2 separate regions of the Homo sapiens genome follow, and region 1 is linked to region 2. The links are chromatin loops, found by intact Hi-C in ENCODE. Cell type or tissue: PC-9. All regions are shown on one strand. Each heading gives the region's core, and the rest is flanking DNA. Links, peaks and the distances in the headings are about the cores only. Region 1 overlaps SCN1A-AS1 (SCN1A and SCN9A antisense RNA 1). Region 2 holds the start of SCN9A (sodium voltage-gated channel alpha subunit 9).

The links. A loop is a pair of places that touch in the nucleus more often than their neighbours do. Peaks named below come from ENCODE experiments on the same cell type or tissue, not always from the same donor. Only the 100,000 strongest peaks of a DNase experiment are listed, where the experiment ranks them.
Region 1: it touches region 2 in a loop (5-fold over the local background); 8 of 110 quality-filtered maps call a loop at or near these places.

The regions. Positions count from the first base shown.
Region 1 is chr2:166,177,395-166,185,737 of GRCh38, forward strand. The region is part of intron 3 of SCN1A-AS1 (SCN1A and SCN9A antisense RNA 1); the gene reads left to right. It also overlaps the pseudogene RN7SKP152. Among named protein-coding and RNA genes, the nearest start is that of SCN1A, 54 kb to the left of the region's middle. In PC-9, for the core only: CTCF peaks have their summits at 4,383 (motif pointing left) and 4,583; a DNase peak (open chromatin) is centred at 7,557.
Region 2 is chr2:166,372,571-166,380,913 of GRCh38, forward strand. SCN9A (sodium voltage-gated channel alpha subunit 9) reads right to left here and starts at 3,374. Exons shown (of 27, transcript NM_001365536.1): 1 at 3,127-3,374. In PC-9, for the core only: no CTCF peak of the experiment used is centred there; no DNase peak of the experiment used is centred there; H3K4me3 peaks cover 1,492 bases.

The DNA of each region.
Region 1 (8,343 bases), core at 110-8,109, 200 kb before region 2:
AGGAGTCCAGAGCTGTGGGCTGGCCGCCTCTCATATCTTTGGAAGCCAAATCACAATTTAAGACTTACCTACTGTCATATAGCACGTTCCTTCCTGTTGACAGTTACATACTTTCTAGATCAATTTCTTATATTTTCCATTTTTAATTTTTGTGAGGACATAGTAAGTATATATATTTATGCAGTACATGAGATGTTCTGATACAGACATACAATGCATAATTATCACATCATGGCAGATGGGTTATCCAACTCCTCGAGCATATATCCTTTGTGTTACAAACAATCTAATCACATTCTTTTAGTTATTTTAAAATGTACAATTAAATTATTATTGACTACAGTCACCCTGTTGTGCTATCAAACACTAGGTCTTATTCATTCATTTTAACTATTTGTCTCTTCCCCTCAGACTCCTCACTCCCCACTGTCCTTCCCAGCCTCTAGTAACCATCCTTCTACTCTCAAACTTCGTGGGTACAGTAGTTTTCATTTTTATATCCCACAAATAAGTGACAACATGGATGTTTGTCTTTCTGTGCCTGGCTTATTCATTTAACATAATGACCTCCAGTTCCATCCATGTTGCTGCAAATGACTGAATTCATTCTCTTTTTTTTTTGTGGCTGAAGAGTACCCCTTTGTGTATAAGAATCATACTTTCTTAATCCATTTATCTGTTTAAAGACATTTGGGTTGCTTCCAAATCATGGCTATTGTGAACAGAGCTGTAGCAAACATGGGAGTGCAGGTATCTCTTTGATATATTAATTTTCTTTCTTTTGCATGTATACCCAACAGTGGGGTTGCTGGATCGTATGGTAGCTTTATTTTTAGTTTTCTGAGGAATTTTCAAATGGTTCTCCATAGTGATTGTACTAATTTACATTCCCACCAACAGTGTATGAAGGTGTCCTTTTCTCCACAGCTAACATTTGTTATTGCCTGTCTTTTGGATGTAAGCCATTTTAACTGGGGTGAGATATCATCTCATTGCAGTTTTTGATTTGCAGTTTTCTGATGATCAGTGATGTTGAGTACATTTTCATGTACCTGTTTGTCATTTGTATGTCTTCTTTTGAGAAATTTCTATTCAAATATTTTGTCTATTTTTTATTCAGTTTATTAGACTTTTTCAAACAGAGATATTTAAGTTCCTTGTATATTCTGATTATTAATCCCTTGTTAGATGGGTAGTTTGCAGAATAGAGAGCTCAGAACCAAATACACACACCTACAGTAAACTCATTTTCGATAAAGGTGCCAAGAACATGCAATGTGGAAAAGGCAGTCTCTTCAATAGACGGTGTTGAGAAAACTGGATATCTATATGCAGACAAATAAAACTAGACCCCTATTCTTCACTATATCTAAAAATCAAATTAAAATCAATTAAATAATTAAATATATGAATTCAAGCTATGGAACTGCTACAAGAAAACGTTAAGGAAACTCTCCAAGACTTTGGTACGGGCAAAGATTTCTTGAGGAATACCCCACAAGAACAGGCAACCAAATCAAAGACGGACAAATGGGATCACATCAAGCTAAAAAAAAAACTGCACAGCAAAGGAAACAGTGAACAAAGTGGAGAGACTACCCGCAGAGTAGATCCGTTTCTCTTCAACAATCCTACAGGTGGCCTTTTACAGTGAGGTCCATGGAACTTAAATGTGTTTACTGAGATGTTCCTGACTTGGCTTCTCTCACTGTTCTTTTAAGTACAGATACCTGTACTGTGTAAGTATTGTGTCAATATAAAATAAATCCCCAGAAAACCAAACATTGTTAAAATGTGTCCTAACAATTCGGGGTGAGGAGAAGGATTCAGACACATGAAATTTAAACAATGACCAAAGTAAAATTCTCAGTGAAGAAGTTAGTCAAGTTTGTGAAAGTTTCTGAATAAAAAGTTATGTTATTCTTTTTGACTCGTACTGATTTATTTCTGCAGTATGAGACTTAACTGCATTTTGTAACATGGTAAGTCTATTTCAATGGCCAGAAGATGGAGCCATTATATAAAGAATTTTAAAAACTTACATCCCCAAAAAAACTACGTTTCTCTTTTTACTAAATAATTATTTTAAAACATCTTATGGAATCAGAGTAGTCTGAGTATCTTTTTGCTTTTAACAATGAAAAAGAAGTAATATTTTATCCTCACATATGCAGAGAAGTAATATATTTTTAGGCAATTAGCACCTACATAAGTGAGCATATTCATAGAGGATTCATTGCTTCTGTCCTCAATGAGTGAATTATATTAGGAGAGATACCCGTAAGGTAATAATAGAATAAGCTGTTGCATGTTTATACTGTAGAATTATAATCACATTGGTTACTTTGGACCCTGGAAAACTTTATCAAGCAGGTGGCATATGAGCTGCTACTCTTTAACAATATTATTTGGGATTCTCGTATAACAGGTAATCTGGGACTGTATTTTGACAATGAGAGGTGCTCTAATTAAAAAATAATCTATTATGTACCATCTATAAACACCATCTTCCTATACATTAATAATAATTCTTCTCTATGACCTTTTGAGCGTTTCCAAGCATTTTCCAAGTTCTTTCATATACTGCTCATAATAATCTATACTTACCTACAACAGGAGACAAAACAAAGAAGTTAAATGTCATATTTAACTAAGATCACACAGTCAGTAAGTAGCAGAGACTGAGACCCAAAGAGGCACTGACATAGAGGAGAAACTCATAGAGGCACTGACATAGAGGAGAAACTCATAGAGGCACTGTCTACTGGATTTCTCAGCTGGCACTCTAACTTCTACAGTTCAGCACATGCTTGAAACGAACTAGCAACTTAAGGAAATGAGTGCTTTCTGGATGGGTAAGTTTTAGGAGGACACATTGAAAGTTATGTGTAAAGAATATAGAACCTATGAATTAAAATCCAGAGCGGATTGAGGGGAGAATATGGCCAACTAGAGGGGAGAAGATGGCCAACTAGATTGAGCCGGGAAGCTACGCTCCCAGCAAGAGAAATCAAAATATGAAATAAGCCATCGCACTTTGAACAGATCTTTTGAGAGAAAACACTGAAAGTAAATAGAGAGGCGATGCAGACAACGAGGTGGAAGAGGGAGGAAGCTGGGACCCTGCACGGAGTTGCCAAATGTCAGAACCGGCTCCCAGCCCTTAACTGGTCCTAATGAAGTGAAAGGACCAGGTCCTAAGGAAGTGAAAGAACACTTCCAGGTCCTAAGTGTTCTAGGCTTCCAGGTCCTAAGGAAGTGAAAGAACACTCCCGCCACTGACCTCTGAAATCCTAGCTACAAGAGATCCCACGACCCCTACAGGCATTGGAAAGCTTGTTTGGAGGTCCTAGCAGGGGAGCGCAGCTACTTGTATATCCTTGACCGAAGACTGGTTCTCCTCTATCCTTCTGTTGGAGATGGTCATCCTCTTCGGCAGAGCGGGCAGCTTTGGGAGGTTCGCACCTGGGGCGGTGAAGGAGGAAGGGGACACCTGCCTAGCCAGCGAGATCAGCCAAATCAACCCTGGCGATCAATGGGCCTGGTCCCAATACCCAAACATTTGAGCACACAGCTAAGGAATATGGAGCTGAAATCTGTCGCTGAAGCTCAAGCGGAGGAGGAGCCCCCACTCTCAGAGCACTGAGAGAGGCATATATGCTCAAGGGCCGGCGCCGGAGCTGGGTGTGCCTCCCTCCACAAGACCAGCCCGGGAAGGGTGTAGCCTGCTTGCGAGCTCTGCCTGAGGGAGCCCCACAGATGGGAACAATTAACCCAGTGATCCGGGTGCAGAATGCTTGGGACAAAACTAGCTGGTTTGGTCCAGCTACTGGGGCAGACCCCGGAAAGAGACCTGGTTGGGGGAGCGTGAGCTGCGCAGACCCCACAACTGTCTGCTGGGCAAAGAACCCTGGGCCATGGGGGCCACACCGGTTGCACAACCATGGCAATCCTGCCCTACCCAGGGATCCTCCACCTTTGACCCACTGCATCAAAACATAAACCACAGATGTATCCTACAAACTGCCCTGACTCTGCAAAGTACAGGGGACCAGTGGGCACCTAAGGTTGTTAGGTTGCTATGAGATCCAGGGAGCTGGATCATAACAACCTAACAACCATGGGTTAGGGCCACCCCTAAGGAACGGAGAAGTGCAGGCAACCAGGGCCCCTCGGGCTAAGGAAAGGCTAGTGCCGCCCAATGATTGGAGGGGGTCCCCGCAAGGCCCATGGACTTGGTGACAGGGTCATCTCGTGCCTCCCCCATCTCCCACACCCGAGAGTACCGCTGCAAATGCACTGAAATACAAAACAGGTGAGCGCCTAAGAGCCTATCTGCCAGCCCTTACTATTAATATTACGCGCCGTCGCCATCTACTGGATCAAGCCTGGATTACACCACCAAATAAAAATTCTCCCAGTGCACATTGCTGGTGAAATCCAATGCAGGAATCTAGCCACAAAAAAAAAGATCAGGCACAGAGCCTCGGCCTTTGAAAGTACAAAAAAAAAAAAAAAAAAAATGAAGACAGTAGATCATACTCAACATAAACCAAAGTCAAACCCTCTAGGGATATAATATAAAAACAAAAGCTTTGTCTAAGTGACAGCAACTTCCAAAAGCTATAGGAACACCAGCCCTGACAGATACAGAATTCAGAATCTGGATGGCAAAGAAGGTCAACGAGATTCTGGAGACGCTGAAACACAATCCAAGGAAGCAAGTAAAACATTCCAAGAGTGGAAAGATGATATAACCATTTTAAGAAAGAACCAAACGGAATTTCTGGAATTGAAAAACTTACTACAGGAATTTTATAATATACTTGGAACTATTAACAACCTAATAGACCAACATGAGGAAAGAATGTCAGATCCTGAAGACTTGTCCTTCAAATAAACCCAGTCAGACAAAAACAAAGAAAAAAAAAAAGAATTTCAAAAGTTAACAAAACCTCTGAGAAATATGGGATTTTGTAAAGAGACCAAACCTGTGACTCATTGGCATTTCTGAAAGAAAAGGAGAGTGTAAGCAACTTGGAAAACACATTTGAGGATGTAGTTCACAAAATTTTCCGCAATCACTACAGGCTGATATGCAAATTCAAGACATCCAGAGAACGCCTGTGAGATACTATACAACAGTGGCCCCCAACCTCTTTGGCTCCAGGAACCGGTTTAGTGGAAGGTAATCTTTCCATGGACTGGGGAGGTGGGTATGGTTTTGGGATGATGGGAAACACATTATATTTATTGTGCACCTTATTTCTATTATTATTACATTCTAATACATAGTGAAATAATTATATAACTCACCATAATGTAGATTCAGTGAGAGCCCTCAGCTTGTTTGCCTGCAACCAGAGGTCCTATCTGGGGATGATGGGAGACAGTAACAGATCATCAGGCATTAGAGTCTTATATGGACCATGCAATCTAGATCCCTAGCAAGCACAGTTCACTTCTGGTGACAGGTTCAATCGTACTCTAAACTTCAGCATCACAAAATATACCTTTGTAACAAAACTTTGTGCCCTCAGAATCTAAAATAAAAGTTGAAAAAGACAAAAAAATTAGAGCAATTTCCATGGGTTATCAAACTTAGCTGCTCATTACAATCACCCCTGGAGCTTCTAAAAATTTCAATACACTCAGCTACACCCCAGATTAATTTAAGTAGTATCTATGGGAAGAGACACAGGCATGGGTTTTAAGGTCTCCAGGTGATTGTAACATGCAGTAAAGTTTGAGAAACAGGGCTCTTAACCAGCATTTTCTCAGTTGTCATGCATATACAAATCCTTGGCATCTAGAGAGCCCCTCCTAAGTGTGGTTACTAGACAAAAAGCCTCAGCATTACCTGGAGATTGTTAGTTAGAAATGCAAATTTTGAGCCCCACTGTATATTTATTGAATCTGAATCAGAACCCCTGGGGTACATGCCAGCATTCTGTGTGTTAAAGTTCTCCAGCTGATTCTAATGTGTGCAAATGTTTGAGAATTAATGGTCTCACCTGGGACCATTCTCCTCCTCCTCCTTTTTATTGCTGTCAGGTGGAAGTGACACCATCTTCCAAAGGCATGGAACTTTATTACTTCATTGACAGTTTTATCCTGGAAACTGATCTAGCTTTTGTTTTTCACCAGAATTTCTAAACAAATAGGCACAAGCTGTTTGATATTGGGTCACTTTTTCTTTCAATGGCTGGTCCCCTTGATGTCTAAAACTTTCGTGTTTTAGGAGGGTGTCGAAAAAGGGAATTAGCAAAGAAGGGAAAAAAGAGGAGAGAGCATTTCCAAGACTTTGTTGGTGCACTGAACTTTTAGAATTCTCATTCCAACTAATTATGTACTACACATATAGTTAACACTAAAAATAAAATTTGCATCATCTGTGAGACATCTAGGATGTTCGGAAAGTAACTATGATCTTACAAAGCAGCTTGACACTGACAATACTCTTGTTTGTTGCTTTGTTTTTGGTGGTTTTTTTTACTACTACTCCCTGAAACAAATGAAAGATGTGGTATCTGGAGTCAGATCTGAATTTGAACCTTGATTTTACCCCTTTTGTGATGTGTATCTGAGCATGTTACCCAAGTTTATTTCCTCATCTCTCACAGATAACTGACAAATTAGTTTTTAGCATTGTGCTAAGATAGGAGAGCCTGAACATAAAATACCTCCCATTATTCTTGGCACCTAGTAGATGTCAGTGGTGTGCTGGAGCCTTCTTGGGCCAGCTGGAGAGAGCAATGGTGCACGGCTCCTTCCAAGTCTATGTTCAGTGACTTCAGATTGTTTGCTGGAATTTAGCCATGGGATGAGTGTTTACACCACAGAAATAGGCAAAAGATACATAGAGAAAAGGTCTTATCCTCCAGGAGAGCCAGTTGCTTTACATTTACCAGTACACCATTGGTAGACATTTCTTTCGTGGTTATCTGTTGATGGGTAGATTTTAGAAGGTAATTTGTTTTTCTCTCATGAAACAAAAGTAGCAAAGCATAGCCCAAATGGGAGGACGTCACAGAAGGGCTCCAGGAAAGCCCTTCCTGAGATCACTCTCTTACCATGTATCTATTATGTATTCTCAGAATTTCTCTCAAATTCCCAGACTCACGGAAAAGGTGACACTCAATTATGAGCAGACACTGACATTTTTTGTGAGATTAGTTCATCAGAGGTTTTCCTTCTAAGCCAAACTGACTGAGTTCAGGGATCTGAAAAACACAATTTAACTAATGAGGATCTGTTGGCTGTAAGGCCATCTAGGGATGAAGATAGCTAAAGCAAACAATGTCTGTAGCTCATGGGGTAACATTTATCAATGCAGAGGAGACAAATAAACACATAATCAACTTTCCATAATTTTAGATAATAGTAAATGGTAGATGAAAGTAAAACAGTTTAATTTGGTAAACAGTGAGCAGGGCAGTGGAATTGCTTTAAGTAGGCTCACCAGGAAAGGCTTCTCTAATAAGGAAATATTTCAACTGAAATCTAAAAGGATGCAGCTGTGTTCTGAATCAGAGAACATTCCAGGTGACAAAGAGCAAGAGAAAGGCCCTGAGGCAAGAATAAACTTGTTTTCAAGAACAGAAAGCAGGTTAGTAGAGCTGAGGCACTGTGAGTTTAAGAAGAGGTTGGTGTTACATGGAGCAGCAGCACAGTCAAGCAGGGAACAGATCACGTAAAGCCCTTTAGAGAGTGAAGTCGGCTTTTTATGCTAGGTGCAACTGGGAGTTCTGAACACGGTAAGAAGCACTGGTGGTCATGGAGACAGTAGCCTGATCGCCAATGGAGTTTTTTTTTTTTATTATTATTATACTTTAAGTTTTAGGGTACATGTGCACAATGTGCAGGTTTGTTATGTATATATACATGTGCCATGTTGGTGTGCTGCACCCATTAACTCGTCATTTAACATTACGTATGTCTCCTAATGCTATCCCTCCCCCCTCCCCCCACCCCATAACAGGTCCCGGTGTGTGATGTTCCCCTTCCTGTGTCCATGTGTTCTCATTGTTCAATTCCCACCTAGGAGTGAGAACATGCGGTGTTTGGTTTTTTGTCCAATAGAGTTTTAAAGGATCACTCTGATCACTCTGTGAAGAATACATTTTAGAAAGTCAAAAGTGGAGCCAAAAGACCAGTTAAGTGGCTACTACGATAGTGTAGGTAAAAGATATAATAGTGGCTTGGACAAGGGGGCAGGTGGTCTAGATGAATAGAAAAGGGTAGATTTGGGATATATTTTACAGGTTGAATCAGTAGCGTTTGTTGATGGATTCGATGTTTATGTAAGGGAAGAAAACAAGAATGTGCATATATATATACATA
Region 2 (8,343 bases), core at 196-8,195:
CCTTTCTAAGAATGCATTACAAATTACTTACCTTTAAGTACATTATCACCTACACTGATAAAAGAGAGAATACATCTCAGGATATTTTAATTTTACCTCCTCAATATCATACCATGATATTGTAAAAATACTAAATGCTTGACAAATAAAAAATAGAATCACAAAATTCATGTTTCCAGGGTTAATATGCTTTATTCTGGAAGAATCCATATTTTTGTATTTTATTATTTATATAAATATCTACGAACCCCCTACTACTTGATGCCAGGCACTATTCTGGAAGCTAAGTCAACAATGAAGACATAGTCTGGGTTCCCTTGGAGTATTTGGTATGCAAATTCACAAAATACCTGCATGCTGTAACAAGCAGTATGAAAGAAACAAGGTTCCAACATCAAGACCAACACGGGACAACCTACTTTTAACAAGATGATCAAAAATGATCTTTCCAAAACAAAAAAACCTCGAGTTGAGATTTAAAGTTTAAGAAGGAGTAAGCACGCATAGAGTTCAGGCATTGGGAACAGCATTTGAAAAGGCCTTAAAGAGTGCTATTGTTTCATGTGTTTTAGCCACGACCTGGGCAGGAGCACCTTAATGAGAAGAGAATAGGTTCTGGTGAGGTTGGAGAGAAGGGACAGAACAGAGAGTAAACCATATGCTGAGGAAAGGCATTTACTGTTGTTGCTAATTGGTCTCTGTGTTGCCATGTTTATTTCTTCTTCTCCTCTTCTTCTTCCTCTTTTTTTTTTTTTTTAAATGCAGTTGTGAGCCAATGTTTGTTAGGGGAGACAGGATGGTATTGCTTTGTATAGAGAATGAATTGCAGGGGAGAAAATTACAGAAGTGGAGAGATTGATATGGAGGCTGTGGCAGGATTCCAAGTAAATTATGATGATGACCTGAACTAATTTGGTGGCCGTGTAGATACAGAAAAGAGGGTGAATGAGAGGCATCTGAGACGTATGATGAAATAGAAATAAGTTTGGGAGATAAGATTGATAGATCTACTTACAGGCTGGAAAGGGCTGAAATGGAGTAATAAGGAAGAGAGCAATCAAAGGTGATTTCAATACTTGGATGGTGAAGGCATTTATTCAGATAATGAAGATGGGAGGAAAGAATCTGAGACAGAGTTTTAGGGAAAGTCATAAATTATTATCATTATGACATCTAGAATGTTCCATTTACATCAATAAACTTTAAGCTCTTTTACAAGATCATGACTTGTCTTAGAAAAGTACCATATAAATCCTTCTAGCACTTCACACTCTTTTGCATAACTAATAGGAATAGAAATTGGATAAAAAATAGATTTTATTATTCATGTAAAATGAAAAATTCTACTTTTTTCCTTGCCACAGAGAAAGTGGGTTGATTATATTAAATAAATAGAACCCTACTGATTGCTCTTCTGAATTTATTTATTTGTTTATCTATTTTGCTTCTGAAACTCAGCACAGCAACAGGTAGTAAAAACATAGAAGCATTACCACAGAAGGGCTCCCATGATTATATGCAGGCCCTAGGGGAAAGGAGGCCCAAGATGCTTTTGGCAGAGAGCCAGACCTGACTCATCTTTCTTCTGTAGAAGCATCAGGTACTCTGTGAGCCTAGCCCTGCACCATAGGAATCAAGGCATATCATATATCCAGTCACTGTAAAAACACATCACTGAGTCCCACAACTGCACAGTGGCTTACTTAAGGAAACCTCCTTTTAAACCTCTACAAAATTTTAAAAAACTTGTCTTAAGCCAAACTATCAGTTGCCTAAATAGAGGGCACATTCTTCTTTACATCAAATACCATATTCTGTCTAGAGTTTTGTTGTTGATAAGCTAGTCTAACAATCATGAAAATTTGCGACACAGGGATCAGATAAGACTAGCTTTCAAACTAATCAATAATTTTTAAAAAATCTCACCATAATTATAAGAAAAAATTATAAACTTTTTTAAATAGTGGAAAAAATCTGAAGAATTTGCAATAAAATGAACAGTTTAATAATTGGATTTGGTTTGCAGTTTATATAAAATAGGTTTATATTGATGTTAAAGCAAAAATTATAAAATATATTTAAATAACAAGGAAAGAAAGAGAAAGAAAATCTTTATCTTGTCTACAGGGAAGAAGAAATAGAAAAGAATAATAAATATGTTTCTGAAAAGAACTGAACTTCCCAACACTGACTTCCTATTCAGTAACTGACAAGCTATCACTTCCTTGAAAGCTTACTTTGATTTGGCTTTTATCTTACTGACACTAGCTTCTTAAAAACCCCCCTAAGTTTCTCATGTAAATTGCTCTTAACATCAGAGTAGATATAATCTATGAACGCTCCAACTTAAAAAAAAAAAACTAAAATAATGAGTGAAATGTTTACTATAATCACAAAAACTGGCATTAATGTTTCTAGTTTCTTGTTCTGATTTTTGTCTTGAATATAAGGCACGAAAATATCCATTTTTTCCTAAAAGTAAATGAGTTTCCCAAGTTGAATTCGATAAAAAGTTAAAAGGATTCTGCATCTTTTCTGAATTTCACTATAAAGTGCTTATTCGAAAAAATAAATAAATAATCTGCGCTGAGAAATAGGGGCAGAGCTGTCCTGTCAATTATTTGTGTTTGTGTGCTCTTAAGGGGTGCGGGGTTCTTTTCTGTCCCCACAGGTTGTATCTGCTAAGCTGGTTCTGCACGCTCAGCTTTGCAGATGGGAAATACAGCACATGCTTTTTGCTCGTAAAAAATGTGAGCTGCCCCTTGAATTGAAGTCCATCTAACAACTCTGCTAGCGTAAACAGAAATAAAAGACAGTAAACCACCAGGCATTGCTACCCTTCCTTTCCACAGTTTCAGAACCTGGCAGCAAACCCACAGAGTCAAAACCGCACAGGAGCTGCCCAGCTATCGAAATAACTACGCTTCCAGCCCTTCTTCCTCCCATTGCTGGAACCACCCGGTCAAGCTTCTCCCCTCTCTTCTTTCCAGGTGGCGTAATACAGGGTTCCAGAACCGAGATGTGAAAATAGACACAGGTGGGTGTGGCGGTTGAGGCGAGCACGGGCGAAAGACCGAGGGCTTCTCCTCCCCTCCCCACAGAAGCAGCAAAAGAAAAGGCACTTACTTGCAACCTAGCCCGCCGATCATCCCCACCCAGTGCACCTGCAGAATCTGGCTCCAGGAGAGGGCGCGGGCCTCTCCTTCCCCGGCGCTCTCTCAGGGCTGCTTCTTTTTCTCTGGGCTCCTGTTGCTCAGGGGACGCCTGCCGCTAGCAGCCACTGGCACCCAGGCTAGCCCAGCCTCAGCCGAGCTGGCGGAATTGGAAAGCCGACAGCCGCCGCTGGAGCGCTGGCGACCGCCTGCAAGCAGACTGCGCCCCTCCTGCCAGGGCGCGCCCGTGGAGGTAGCAGCCCCGCCTCCCCGAGGGCAGCTGCGCCGCTTTGCCTCCTCCACTCCTCCCAGCGCGCCCGGGTCCCCACCCCTTGCTCCCTCCCTCCCTCCCTCTCTCCACTCCTGCGGGCGGCGCAGGGCGGGGACCCAGCTAGGGGCGCGGTGGTGGCGACGCTGTAGCCTCTGCACCATGCGCTAATAGAAGGCGGAGGAGGGGGTTGCACGACCTGCCATCCACGGCCACCCATTGGGTGGGGCGTGTGTGTGTTTGAGTGTGTGTGTGTGTGTGTCCAGCAGCCAGAAGAGCCCTTCCCTTATCTCACCCCCGCCCCCATCATCCCTTTCCTCCCTTCCTGCTCAGCAGAATCGGCTAATGTTTCCGAGAAGTCACTTTGTGTGGCTTGGTGGGGAGCTGGAGAAAAACTCCGGAGCAGAGGAGGTGGGGACCAATGGCAAAGCCCTGAGTCTGGGGCAGTGGCTGGGGAGCCAGACAACACCGCCAGGCCAGCGCCTCCCCGACCTTGGGCTCTGAAGAGTCTAGGCTGGGAATTGGTTTCTTCCGTAGGGCTTTGCTCACAACCGCGAGTGGGGCGGTGACGCTCAAGACCGGTATCTAGGCTATGTTTTCTGTTTTCTTTATATATATGTATATATAAAATCAATTGAATTGCAGCGTCTTCCAGGCAAGCAAATAATACATTTTCTTTCGAAGATGCAGTGAAGAATCAGAGGAGGTCCTAGGTGGGGAAAGAAACGTGGGGAAAAGGCTGCTTTTCCAGACCTGGGACCCGATTATCTGAATATGCCATCAGTCATATGGGTTCTGAATTTCAGAGCTGGTAGGAGCGACTGTGAAAATAAATTTTTTAAAAATTCATTTTGTGTGGAGTGTGTGCGTGCGCTTTCCTACAGCAGCCTGGGAGGAAGAACAATGGAAACAGGGTTGAATTATCTTTCTCAAAGAGAAACAGGAAATTTCCACCAAGGGAAGAAATCAAAGGATGGCCATAGGGCAGGGTGCCTCTCAAAAGGGCAGACCACTTTGCAGGATAAACACTAGTGACGGGCACTTTTATTATTTGCTTCCACACCTTCTATCATGGAAATGATGCTTAGAGATAACCGGAAGGAAATCAAATCCCAGGGTCTACTTTTCCCTGCTGCTTTCTTTGCTTCTGAGATTTGTCCTGGGGCTTTGGACCTTACATTCTTGACTTGTAAGATGTGCTATTGAAGGAAGGAAACTTCAGTGACTGAGACTGTGCAATGAAGGTGAACTAGCTCACTTGTGATAATTCTCAGTGCCATATCCTGGACAAATCGCCTTCTCTTCCCTGATTGGTGGTAGATATAGGAAGAAGAGTTCAACTGCAATAGGAATAATGGTCTTTTTTATTAGATGCAAGCAATGCCACATTCTTTTATTTTTAAAATTTTATTTTTAGAGCAATTTTAGGTTCACAGCAAAACTGAAGGGAGGGTACAGAGATTTCCCACATAACCGCTACTCCCACACAAGAATAGCCTCCCCCATTATCAACATTCCCCACCAGAATGAAACATTTGTTAAAATTAATGAACTTACTTTGAGGTTTCATTATCTCCCAAGGTCTGTAGTTCACATTTAGGGTTAGCTCATGGTGTTGTCCATTCTATGGGGTTAGGCAAATATATAATGACATGTATCCACCATTACAGTATCTTACAGAGTAATTTCAGTTCTCTCCTGAATTCTCTGTGTTCCACTTATTCATCTCCCATTTCAACCCCTGGCAAGTACTGATCATTTTACTGTCTTTATAGTTTTGCCTTCTCCAGGATATCCTATAGTTGCAATAATACAGAATATAGCCCTTTCAGATTGACTCCTTTCACTTAGCAATATGCTTTTAGTTTTCCTCCATGGCTTTTCATAGCTTGATAGCTCATTTCTTTACAGTGCTGAATAATATTCCATTGACTGGTGGTACCATAGTTTATTCATTCACCTACTGAAGGACATCTTGTTTGCTTCCAAGTTTTAGCAATTATGCGTAAAGCCTCTATAAACATCTTTGTGAAGGTTACTGTGTGGACATGTTTTCAAGTCCTTTGGGTGAACATCAAGGAGCACAATTGCTGGATCATATGGTGAGAGTATGTTTAGTTTTTAAAGAAACTGCTACACTGTCCTCAAAGTGGCTGGAGCATTTTGCATTCCCACCAGCAATACATGAGAGTTCCTGTTGCCTCACATCCTTGGCCAGAACTTGATATCATCAGTGTTCTGGATTTTGGTTATTCCAATACATATGTGGTGGTATCTCATGCCCATTGTTGATACCATAAGTGTTATTTGATTTGCATTTCCCCTGTGATATATGATGTGGATCACCTTTTTATATGCTTATTTGCAATATGTGCATCTTCTTTGGTCTGTTAAGGTATATGGCCCATTTTTTTCATTGGGTTATTTCTTTTCTTGTTGTTGAGTTTTAAGCTTTATTTGTATATTTTGGTTAACAGTCATTTGTCAGATGTGTCTTTTGCAAATATTTATCTAACACTGGCTTGTTGTCCGTTTTTGCAGAGCAGAAGTTTTTAATTTTAATGCAGTTCACCTTAGCAATTATGTCTCTTATAGATTATGCCTTTGCTGTTATATCTAGAATAACACATATGTTAGATACATTCTTAGAGTGGAATATATAATGCATTATACATTATATATAACCTATATATTATAACATGTTATATATTATATTACTATATTATGTTATAATATATGTTATGTATAATACATATGTTGTATATAATATATAACATATTATATATTCCACTTTAAGCATCCATTAACAAGAACTTACTATTCTCAATATATCTAGGTTCTTGTTAGAGATCTTCAAACATAAAATCCTGGAAAATGATAAAACCAAAAATAAAATCCTCTTGGTCTGACTGAGGGATCCCTTGCAGGATTTTCCCTGTGAGCTCATAGGCAAAGCATTAGGTATATTATTCATTATTTTCCCAATTTTCTTTCATGTTCCAACTATTTATTTCCTTTCCATTTCTTTTATGTGCCATTCCTAGTCTACAGAACATTAGCTGTTTGTGTTTTTCTTGCTCTTTTGGCAGCCCTAGAAATTTTATCTTGGTTTAAACCCAGAAAAAGTATCTTTCCAAATTTCTTATTAAATACTACACTGCACAGCCTTGAGAGTTCATTAAACACTAAATGACAGCGTCAGATGTAGACATAAGTAGATGGTACGTTTAAAATTTAAAGGGTAGGCTTGAATTAAGGGAACCAGACAAAGCCTGTCTGGTTGAAAAAGCCAATAACCAATAAGTTCCTAATCATATTTACAACTGACCTTCCGTAACTTAGATAGAAAAATGTGGAAATGTTGAGTCATGGAAATTAACTAACATCATACAATCCATACCAGAATAGGAATAAGAATTTTATTTCCCTTAGTGAGAAATAAATGGATATCCACACTTCTGTATTTTCCACAATTGCCACTGCAATTTTCAAAACTGTAGAAGTTTCTGGAAGAACAAAAAATAGACAGTAATATTAAGGCAATAAAATTAATACAATACTGAAAGAGTTTGTTTTTCTCTAATTAAATAGGATTAGAAAAATACTTTTACCTTCTAATATTGGCTGCACGGCAATATTACAAAGTAAGAAAAAACAATTATTCTGTTGTGAAAATAGAAGAATAAAGTTACAAGTTTTGTGTATACATAGCTAAAAAGTAGGATTCAAAAGTAGAACTTCAAATTATAACTAAAAAGAAATAGAATATACAATGAAGATTATCAGACATAGATTGGAGTGATGAGATGGGCAAATGATGCTTAATGAAACAACTGAAGAAAAGAGGTTTCCTAAATGTATTGGCATCTGAGTGTTTGCTCGTCTAATTTGACGTGGTCTGGATTTTTTTGGCCAGAAAACTGATGTGAAGAAAAATAAATGTTTTGTCTTGCATGTAGTAGATGCTTAGTAAGTATATTAATTGATTACTTATTCCTGAAGAATTTTCCCCAGTGTCATAGTCCACTGATGGGTCCCTTACCCTAACAATGGTTTTGCTGATAATGTGCTTTCTGTGGAGTTATTTTTGATCAAAACTATTGTTATCGACATTCCCTTGTAGAAGTCTTCCATTAGATAAGGGGACAAAATATATGAAACACTAGTTTTCAGTCATTGGGCAACATTATCTATAAGACAGTGATCCCTAGAGAAGAGAAAGAAAGTGAGGCTGTGATTGTCTCTGCATACTACACAAAGTTTCTAAACCACAGCTCAGGAAGATGGAAACATGAAGAGCCAGAAAATAAGAGTTTGATAGGCTGAGGGAGCTAGAATTTGTTTATTTGGGACAGGACACCTAAGACAAGGGAGCTGAACAGAGAGTATACCAGAGATCTGTAGAAAGAGACCTCAAGTTTTTGCTTGACAGCATTCTGCAATTGTGTGAAAACAAAAATACCCTAAGCCAGAGAAAGAACTACAGTCATGCATTGCCTAACAATGGAGATATGTACCGAGAAATGTGTCACTAGGCAATTTTAACATCATAGAGACAGTACTTACACAAACCTAGATGGTATAGTCTACTACATACTTAGTCTTTATGGTATAGCCTATTGCTTCTAGGCTATAAACCTGTACAACATGTTACTGTACTGAGACAATTGTAACACAGTGGTATTTTTGTGTCTAATCATACCTAAACATAGAAAAGTTACAGTAAAAATACAGTATTATAATCTGTGGGACCACCATCATATATGCAGTCTGTCCTTGACTGAAGTGTTATCTGGCACATGACTGACATGACTGTAATCTTAAGTAGCAGGTTAAAAATTCTTGGACCTCACACAGGGATAGTAATATTTTATCCTCCCCAGTCAAAGTGAAAAGACCTCAAAACACAGGAGATATTGGGTA